2 separate regions of the Homo sapiens genome follow, and region 1 is linked to region 2. Evidence: chromatin contacts called from ENCODE Hi-C data. All regions are on one chromosome and are shown on one strand. Each heading gives the region's core, a stretch centred on a gene start or an enhancer-like site at or near the end of the contact. The rest is flanking DNA. Distances are from core to core; before and after follow the strand shown.

Region 1 (5,052 bases), core at 118-2,617, 400 kb after region 2:
CATTCTCAAGCTGAAATGGTGTCTCTGGAGCCCATACGAGTTGTGCCTGTGGGGGCCCCACAGACAGGGACCCTTGGCATTGCTGATAATTGAAGGGTCTGCCACAGAGGTCTCTAACATGACTTTCTACCACCATCTTTCCTGCTCACTTGCACATCAATAGACACACAGGTATATTGAGCAGCAGCTCTTCCTCACCTTGTCATCAAACAGTCTGTTTCTGCCTTCACCATTTTGCATCTGACCTTTCACAGGTAGCAAGAGAAGAGTCTAAGGAGCAGCAGGCAACGTGCTGAAGTGCAGAGCCAGGTCAAGGCTGGGTTTGTCTGAGCAGCTGGTGAGTAAGAGAGCTGTGACCAGGGCTCTGAGAAATATGGACAGGGGCCAGCCTGACAAAGACAACAAAGAACTGCCCAGGGGAAGGTGAAGAAGGTAACTGTCAACCCTTCAAAAAGTGAAATGGCGTTAGTAAGATGAAGGCCAGCCCATAAGAGATGCCAGCCAAGATGGAATAATGCGCAGATTTTCATCTAAGGGTGGGAATGACCTGTCGGCCTGATCCAGGCACACTGGCTTCTGAGATTCCCTTCCTAGCCCTGCCCACACACCCCCCACCCGACGCCCTTTCCCCAGCCTAGGTCCCTGAGTTTCTCATTCGTTGCTCACTTGTGTCTATTGTATGTCTTCTTCGTCAAAATCGAGCAGGGACTAATTAGCGGTGAAAGCAGAGACTCCAGCTCATTTCCGTTCACCTCATTATTTGTTTCTCTTTTGGGCTGAAGCCAAACAACAATCAAACATTAACATTCCCCCTGCAGAGCGGGCACACGGACACATGGGAGCATGTTACACACACCACACCCTCACAGCGTGCACACATGCACATGCACACACACACACCTGCTCCACTGCTATTCGGCTGTGCGAGGTCTCTGCGGCCCCGCTGTCTCCGGGCATCTAGGGTAACATCTCTTTCCATTTCAGACCTGGGACTGGTCTGAAACTGTATAATGGAATGGCCCTGGGCAAGCAGGGAAAGGACGTTGGGAATTTCCGGAAGCACAATCCCCCTGGCCAGCACTGGTGTTAATTAAGGGCGCTGCTGGTGTTTTGCAGGCAGCTGTTTCCTCCTCCGGCCCTCCTGTTCCCCGGGCCGCCTGGGCACCGGCGCCTGCACTCTGGCATTCATTGCTCTACCGTAAGCCTTGTTTCTAGCCGTTTTCAATCAAGTGGGAGACTGTCCAAATTTCCGTCTCAATGAAAATCAACTGTTCTAAATCTAAGCTCCCATTAAGCGTTCCAGGGGCTGGCCTGACTTGGAATTTAAGCAGCAGCGCAGCCCTCCCTGGAGTGAGCGGCGGCCGGGGCTCCAGATAAGGCGGGCCTGCCTCCTAGTGGCCAAGGTGCTGCAGGGCAGCTCTGAGGGCTGGAGGGCTGCGCAGCCGCCACCCGAGGACACGGGGAGGAGGCACAGTAAGAGAATCCTTAGAGCCTAACGCCCCCTTCTCCGTCGCTCTCGAGCCGCTCCAGTCCCCAAGTCCCATCCCCTTTCCTTCCCCGACATCTCTCCTCGTTGCCTCACTCTGGCTCCGTCGAACTGCAGTGGTCTGTTAGCTGGACTCTATCTCCAGCTTCTGTATCGAATCCATGCACCTCGCTGCCAATTCGTCTTCCGGACGCTCGTTGTCAGTCCTCTGTGATCTCTAATTAAGGCTCTGCTGAGTCTCCTCTTTATCTATAGGGAGAATCCTCAAGCGGGGAGACACACCCTTCCTGCAGAGGCGTATCGCCAGCCACGACAAGGCGAGCCGCGTTTCTCCCCACACTCCCCAAAAAGGCGATGACCCTCCCCAGGCCGCGCTCACGCTGAACCCCTGTTGCTGAGCTGCAGTTCCTGGAGGTGTCCTGTCCTCAAATGTGGGGATGCGGGGAAAAGATTAAGAAGGTAAAAGTTCAAACCAGGCAAAAGTTCAAACCTCTTGGCACTCCACAATGTGGCCTCAAGCTTCCCTTCTAGCTTTAGTGCTAGAGTAGAATGAAATGAAGGGTTGGAATGCCAGGTGTGCTACGTTTTAGTCATGGAACTGTATGAAAGGTTCTAAATTCTAAATGTCTTTACAGGGTTGTCATGGAGACTAAAAGAGGTCGCCGGAGTATCAAATTTAGCACAATGCTTGCCACATAGTGAATGTTCAATAAATGGCAGCTGTCATTTTCCTTCCCCCGTTAGAAAGACAACTGGTTTGCTCACAGTTCTGATACCGGCCTTGAACTGAACTTTCCATCTCTGCACCTCGGCTTTTGACACCCTATTTGCCTGGAGCGTCCACTATCACCACTTTGGTTAAAGCTACTGTCACCTCCTGCAATAGACTAATTCATCTCCCTGCTCCTGCCCACAGTTATTTTTAATCTAGCCACCAGAATTTTTTTAAGTGTAAATCAGATTATGTCACTCATCTGCTCAAACCCCTATTGTAGCTCCCTATTTCACTCGGTGTAAAAGCCAAAGCACTCACCATGTCCTGGAGGCCCTACATGATCTGGCTCTTTTCCCCCTTCATGTTATTTCCCATACCTTTCTCCCTTGTTCACTCTGTTTCTTCCACAATGACCAATTGCTTTTGCTGGAAAGCACCAGCAATTTATTAATAGCCTTTGTGTTGGCTTTTCCCTCTACCTAGAATATTTTCCTCACATACCTGCATAGCTCTTTCGCTTACTTTTTCATGACTTTGTTCAGTTGTCACCTTCAAAAAAAAAAAAAAAAAAAAAAAGCCAGCCAGGCATGGCGGCTCATACCTGTAATCTCAGCACTTTGAGAGGTGAAGGCAGCAGACAGCTTGGGCCCAGGAGTTCCAGACCAGCCTGGGCAACACGGCAAAACCCCATCTCTACAAAAAATACAAAATATATTTTTCGTAGAGGACGGTGGCACACACCTATAGTCCTAGCTACTTGGGAGGCAGGAGGACTGCTTGAGCCTGGGAGGTTGAGGCTGCAGTGTGAGCCATGATCATGCCACTGCACTCCAGCCTGGGCAACAGAGCAAGACCCTGTCAAAAAAACAAATAAATAAAAGCCAATCCTGACCACATATTTAAAATTTCAAACTGCTCTACTTTCCCCCAGTACTTCCAATCCCCTTTATCTTGCCCAACTTCTCCTTTTCCATAGCACATACCATATTCCTTACTACCTTCTAAAATAATATATATAACAAAGCCAACCATTGGCAAATAAATCTCTCATAATTTGCTGATGGGAGTGTAACTTGGTACAACTACTTTGGAAATCTTTTAGAGAGTATCTACTAAAGCTAAAAATACTTTATTTTACTCTTGTATATAAATCCAACAAATTGCAAATCCAACAAAAAGGAGTACTTTTTGTCAGATTTATTTTGGTCGGTTCTGTAAATATAATATGTTATATAATATATAATAAGATATATACTTATATATTAGTCACCTACTCATATAGCTATATAATCATATAATTTATGATCTAATCATATCACATATAATAATCTTAATTACTTTAATCATTTCACTAAACTAGGAACAACCCAAATGTCAATCTACAGTAAAATGAATAAATTTTGATTTTTTTCAAACAATAAGTACACAGCACTAAAAAATAAGTTATTCATGGTATTCATTAACAACATGAATGAGTCCAGAATCTAATATTGAGCAAGAGAAGTTGGAAACCAAAAAGTACCTCCTATATGATTTAATTGATTTGAAGTTCAAGAAAGGCAAGACTTCAATGATAGAAGTCAGAATAGAGCTACTTATTTCTCTAATTGGGATATAACCTAATCTTTCTGAAAACAGGGAGAATATTCATCTTGCAGGACTGCTGTGAAAATTGCAGATAATATATATCTAACATCTAGTACCAAGTTCCTAGCACAGAATATTTGCTAACGAAATTATTGTTTGTATTCATGTGTGTTCTTAATTCATGTTAGTTTGATAATTGCTAAGTAAAAAGATAGTTTTACTCAACCCAAAGGTTCTGGTTGCATCTGCCATTTGTTGCCACCCAATAGCCATATCCCTTTTATTCCTTACTAATAAAATCCATATTCTTTCTCAGGACAGCTATGTGCCCAGTCCTGAAAGATAAAGCATGACAAGTCTAAGCCAATCAACAAACTCTCATACCCTTTTGCCAGATATTCACTTTCCCAACTCCTCCTTGCAGCTAGGGGTGCCCATGTGCCCAGTTTTGGCCAATGAGATTTAAAGAGCAATTCTGATAGGTAATTGCTTAGGAAAGATTTCTCCTCTTTACTGAAAAGAGATAGACACACACTATCTAGCTGCCTCCTGTTTTCTGCCTTTGAACAAATGATTCCCAGAGCTGTGACAATCATATTTTTACCTTAAGAATCGTAAAGATAGTGACAGAGTCCTAAAATAACAGAGTTATCAGTCACCTACCTTCAGACTTTTTGTTCTAAGAGTTAATTATCTTTATTATTTAAGCCACCATTAGTTAACTATTATGTTACATGTAGCTGAAATCATTCCTAACTGTGACTGTTCCCTTATAAATTACTAGTGTACAAAAGAGAATCATAAACTGATAAGACATCTTACTGGGCTCTCTTTAATTTTCCCAGTGTCTTCATGGTCCTTTTTTCGTAAGTCTCTTCCTTACCCGTTTACTAAAATGTCATTTTCTAGTCAAACATCTTTCAATGGCATATGAACTCACTAATAAGACCAATAACTTTCCAAAGGCCTTTAGGGCTAAGACATACATTTAAAACTCAGGGAAATTCTACACCGTTGCTGACTCCTGTTGGAGGTTGACCAACTGCTAAACTCTGACAGTAACACATATTAACCTGCATTTGCCCACAAGCACACCAGTGTGCCAATTCTGTAAATGTAAATACACTGTGAGCAGGTGGTCCATCCAAGCAGGGCTCATTCCTGGTTGGCAAGGCAAATTACTATGATGTTAATGAAGTTCTAGGACCCCTCCCTTTCATGAGCCCTTTTCATGCTTGGGGCCCGAGAAATGTGTTCCCATAGT
Region 2 (5,284 bases), core at 1,973-4,472:
ACTTATCTTTATGACTGAAACCTTATACCCATTGAATATACTCCCCATTTCCCTCCCCCCGAACTCTTGGCAATCAGCATTCTATTCTCTGCTTTTATGAGTCTATTTTAGATTCCACATATAAGTGAGGTCATGCAATTTTTGTCCTCTGTAACTGGCTTTATTTTTTTAGCATAATGTCCTTCAGGTTTATCCATGTTGTTTCAAATGACAGAACACACTTGTTTTTTAAAGTTGAATAATTCTCTCTCTCTCACAGACACACACACACATACACCAAATTTTCTTTATCTATTTATCTGTTGATGGACATTTGTGTTTTCTCATATCTTGGCCATTGTGAATAATGCTACAGTGAACATGGGAGTGCAGATATTTCTTTAAGATTCTGATTTTTATTCTTTTGAATATATTCCTAGTAGTGGTATTGCTGGATCATGTAGTAGGTAATTTTTTGGGAAACCTCCATACTGTTTTGCAGCGTTGCCTCACCATTTCACATTCTCAACAGTGTAAAAGGATTCCGGTTTCTCTATATCCTTATCAATGCTCATCTATTTTTTTGTAATAGCCATCCTAACAGGTAGGAGGTGATATATCACTATTGTTTTGATTTGCATTTCTCTGATTATTAGTAATGTTGAGAACCTTTTCAATATATTTTCAAAATATTGTATTTTATTTCTGAGCTCTCTATTCTGTTTCATTCATCTATGTGTCTATTTTTATGCCAGTTCCATACTGTCTTAATTACTGTAGATTTGTTATACATTTTGAAATCAGTAAGTGTGATGCCTCCAGCTTTGTTCTTCATTCTCAGGTCACTTTGACTATTCTGGGTGTTTTGTGCTAAGCTCCTGGCTTGACTTCATGGACCATCCAATATATGCAACCCCATAATTAACACATTTTCTAGTTTCCCTATCTAAAGCTTTAGACATCTTGGGGCTTTGCTGATCCTGGAGAGACTGACCCTCCCTGGGCTTGCCAGTTCTTAGAGATACTACAGGATTCTCCTGCAAGTGTGCCTTTCATATGCAAACCAACCAACCTGGAGCCCACACCCCGCCACTTTCTCTGTTGGCTCTCATTCTCTGGGCCACTATCCATCTGCCCTACTCACCGAAAGGCCAAATATCAAAAGTAAGAACAATCCCTCTGCCCCAGAGCCCACTGAAATTATTCCAGCTAGCCAGTCCTAAACCTGCTTGCCCTGCTAGTTCTAGTTCACAGTTGCTCTCGACATTTACTCCAGTTCTTTGCCTCCTTGACTGCAATTGGAACCACCTGGAGGTGGGGCGAGGCTTTAAAAAAACACTCACACTCACCCTCAACTCTAGACTTACTAAATCAGAGTCTCTGGTGATGGATCAGAGCTCAAGTTTTTAAGGAGAACCTCAATTGATGTTTATGTGCAGCAAGTATTAAGAATCACTGGTTTAGTCTTATAACATCTAAAGGAGGCCTCCTACTAGACTCTTTACTTTAGACAAGCTCTGGTCTTTGACTTTTGGCCTCTTCATAAATGCCTTCCAAACTGAAGGTCACATTCCCTTGGTTGGCAAATGCTATTAGAAAAAAAACAGCTTCAATACTCCACTTAACTCTTTGGGCGTTCACCTTCCCTTGGAATTTGGTCTTTAAGATCATTCATGACAAATTAGTCAATTTTTAATATTGCTTTTGAAAATATTAAACATTTTTGAATCCAGAATTTTCCTTTTTTTTTGAGATGGAGTCTCGCTCTGTCGCCCAGGCTGGAGTGCAGTGGCACAATCTCGGCTCACTGCAAGCTCTGCCTCCCAGGTTCACACCATTCTCCTGCCTCAGTCTCCTGAGGAGCTGGGACTACAGGTGCCCGCCACCACACCCGGCTAATTTTTTTGTATTTCTAGTAGAGAGAGACAGGGTTTCCCCCTGTTAGCCAGGATGGTCTTGATCTCCTGACCTCGTGATCCGCCCGCCTCGGCCTCCCAAAGTGCTGGGATTACAGGAGTGAGCCACCGCACCTGGCCCAGAATTTTACATTTTTAACACAAGTCTTTGTCTGAATAGAGTATTCAGATTAGTCTACCACACTCCCCAAATCCTCAGCCTAAGTTATTGCCAAAACTCATGTCTGCTCATTCTGCCACTTGCTTCTGTTCTCAAATCCATTTAGCAGTGCAGCCATGGTAGACAGTCCCAGCATGCTGCTATGTCCTCTGTAGAGAGTCTTTCTCCTTTTCTCACTCAGATGTTTCTCCAAGCTGTGAAAGGGTGTCTATTTTGCCCAAGGGCAGCTTGTGAATTCAAAATAGTTAAAGTCCCTGGGGATAAGACTCAACCAATGGAAACTGTGGGTTGTTGGATAAATAGTCCACATCAAGGGTCCCAAACCCCCAGAGCATGGTCTGTTAGAAACTGGGCCACACAGGAGGTGAGTAGGGAGAGAGCACTAAGGCCTGAGACCTGCCTCCTGTCAGATCAGCAGCAGCATTAGATTCTCATAGGAGCTTGTACACTGTTATGCACTGCACATTCCACCTTCTATGTCCATGTATGCAGATTTTTTAGCTTCCACTTATGAGTAAGAATGTGGTATTTGACTTTCGGTTTCTGAGTTGTTTCACCTAAGATAATGAACTCCAGTTCCATCCATGTTGCTGTAAAAGACATGGTTCATTCTTTTTTTAAACCAGTAATATCTTTAGCTCTCTCTCTTTCTCTCTCTCTCTTCTGTGTGTGTGTGTGCATGTGTGAACACATTTAAAATATCAAAAGTTCTTCACTAACAAAAGACCCCAGAACTCAAGAATTCCCACTAAGAGAAAAATGCTTAAAATATTCTTGGTTTCTAAGGCTTTGCTTATGTGACTACTGTAGATTTCCTGTTTTTCTTGTGTGCCTAGGAAACTAAAGCCACCTGGGAACGGTATCAAGAAGAAAGCCTGTGAAGCCTTCTAAGATGGGAAAGACAAAAGAAAGCTGGCAGGATTGTGCTTGCTAAGGTGTGACTGTGCAGTATCTGTGGCTTTTTCTGACCTCCTCCCACCCCTGCACCCAACACCCATCCTCAAACTCACATCGGATGATTCAGGCATGGCTCTGCTAACACTTTATTAAAAGCATGGATTAATTTTACTTCCAAGTTTATTTTTACTGCACCATCCCATTTGTGGAAACAACTAGCTTACTCAGCTTTTTTTTCCTTTTATAAAGGAAAGAACAGAAAAGTAAAAGGAGGAAAGAAAACAAGAGGTGAGTGAGGCAACTGAAAACTGTTCTTGGACCTGCGGTGCTATAGAGCAGGTATGTTCACTTTCTTTTAAATGCAACTTAGTTCCTAACTCAAGACTTGGTTTCTGATTCAGAGTGGTAACTGAGGAATGGGCAGGAAGGGCAGGGTGCCTGCTGCCTGGCCTGCAGGAGTCTGTGGCTGGCTTTAGTTCTGGGGAAGCTCAGCTTCTCCACTTGAACCAGTGACAGCCGGGCACGCCGCGTCCCCCTGGATGTGCTGTTCCCTGATCATCAACTCAGGACAGCAGTGAGTGGCCTGGAATGAGCCCTGGTGGGCGCCTGCCTGGCTATCTCTCTCAGGTCCTGCGGCAAGCCCCAGAATGCAGAGAACAAGGAGCTTCCAGGCAATTATACCGGAAGGGAGAGTTTCTTGTCTATCTTTCTAGTGGTCACACTTAGGAAAGCTTCAGAATAAGAGCTCTATAAATCTCTATGTAGAAATAAACTTAGGCCCCACATCACTGGTCTTTATTACTTAAAAATAATTATATAGTCCAAACTCTGTGTGTGCGTGTGTGTGTGTGTGTGTGTATGTGTGTGTGGGGAGGGGGTGGGGGAGGAGGGGGGTGTTAGTTTCCCATAGGAACATCAGAGTCTCTTGTAGCTCTTGCTAAACAGATGGATACTTAGGCCTGGGAATCTGGGTTTGAACAATCCTCTCAGTTGATTCTTTAAAAAAAAAAAAGATGAAGAATAGACACTATGTTTAAAATAAAAAAGATTTTTTTAAAAACCACCATGTCCCATGGTGGTTTGCTGCACCTATCAATCCGTCATCTAGGTTTTAAGCCCCGCATGCATTAGGTATTTGTCCTAATGCTCTCCCTCCCCTTGCCCTCCACCCACTGACAGGCCCCAGTGTGTGAGTTTCCCACCCCCACCCCCAGCGCCAACCCCCCGCCGCCCGTGTCCACATGTTCTCATTGTTCAACTCCCACTTACCAGTTAGAACACGCAGTTTTTGGTTTTCTGTTCCTGTGTTAGTTTGCTGAGAATGGGATCTAATTAAAGAGCTTCTGCACAGCAAAAGAAACTATCATCAGAGTGATCAGGTGATTCTTATGTACATCAGAGTGTGAAAACCAGTCCTGAATAGGATTGAACAGCTGTATTTCATTTAGTAGAAGTTAAAAGGTCTGTGGTTCCCACACAGCTAAGAAACCAGAGACCTGGTTTATATAAAGTTGTTTGCAGGAGCAGCCACATCTTCCTAGAGCTGCCTTTATTGTTCACTTTAAAGAAGGGACTGTACAGTTGCAGTCACTGTAATGTGATGAACACGTTACACATCACATTACAATGCATTTCACTGTGGAAATCAGGACCTCGTGTTTGATCTCCATTTTCCTTACTCCCCTCAGTGAAGAATCAGACAAGAGCAGGTTGTACAGCAACAGCGTGCTTGAACTTTACAGTTTTGCTTCCGTGAAAAATTTATTTGTAGTTTTTGTTTCTTAGTAACTTATAGTTTGTATATTTTGTTGAAATATATAATCTAATGGACCAATTGTTATTGTAATTATTGTAGTAACCTCCATTTAATTCAACATTTACTGAAATCCTATTGTGTGGTGCATGCTATGCAAAGATATAAACTTATAATGTCTCGTTTTATTATCAAAACACCCTCCAGGTTGGATGTATGATTTAACTCACAGACCCCTATAATTAACAGGCTCAGCTAGCTTGACCTCCTTGGTCAAGGCCACATAAGTAGTGAATGATAGAGCTGGTATTTTTGGTGGCATTAGATGCATCTTGAGTGTCTGACATATCAATTCTAAACTGAGTATTTGAGGCATTTGAAGACAATATTATGTTTACATTTTTCTAATTATAAGGAAATACAGGTATCATAGAAAACCATTTTAATATAATGGCAATAAAAATGTGCCAGGAGACCTACAGAATAATTGTACTTTCAATACTAAATTTATGGAATTAAACTTCACCTCTAAAAATATTACAATTAAATCCCATATGCCTTTCACCTCGATTCACCCAA

Evidence for each region. Hi-C counts contacts between places; a loop is a spot of excess contacts on that map. Pooled maps may share reads with other maps.
Region 1: a loop to region 2 is called in a pooled map, with 2.6 times the contacts of the local background. The contact joins the enhancer-like site here to the promoter of GBP6 in region 2. A Hi-C loop is called at or near these places in 1 of 168 maps with a recorded cell type or tissue (PC-9), 1 of 37 single-sample maps with no recorded cell type and 6 of 50 pooled maps.

What each region holds. Positions count from the first base shown.
Region 1 is chr1:89,761,749-89,766,800 of GRCh38, forward strand. No RefSeq gene overlaps it. Among named protein-coding and RNA genes, the nearest start is that of LRRC8D, 57 kb to the right of the region's middle. RefSeq lists an enhancer at 986-1,486. Within about 2 kb of position 1,368, at least 19 of the 41 ENCODE cell types and tissues checked have a DNase peak (open chromatin) inside an H3K27ac peak, as active enhancers do.
Region 2 is chr1:89,360,837-89,366,120 of GRCh38, forward strand. It overlaps GBP6 (guanylate binding protein family member 6), which reads left to right and starts at 3,223. Exons shown (of 11, transcript NM_198460.3): 1 at 3,223-3,291.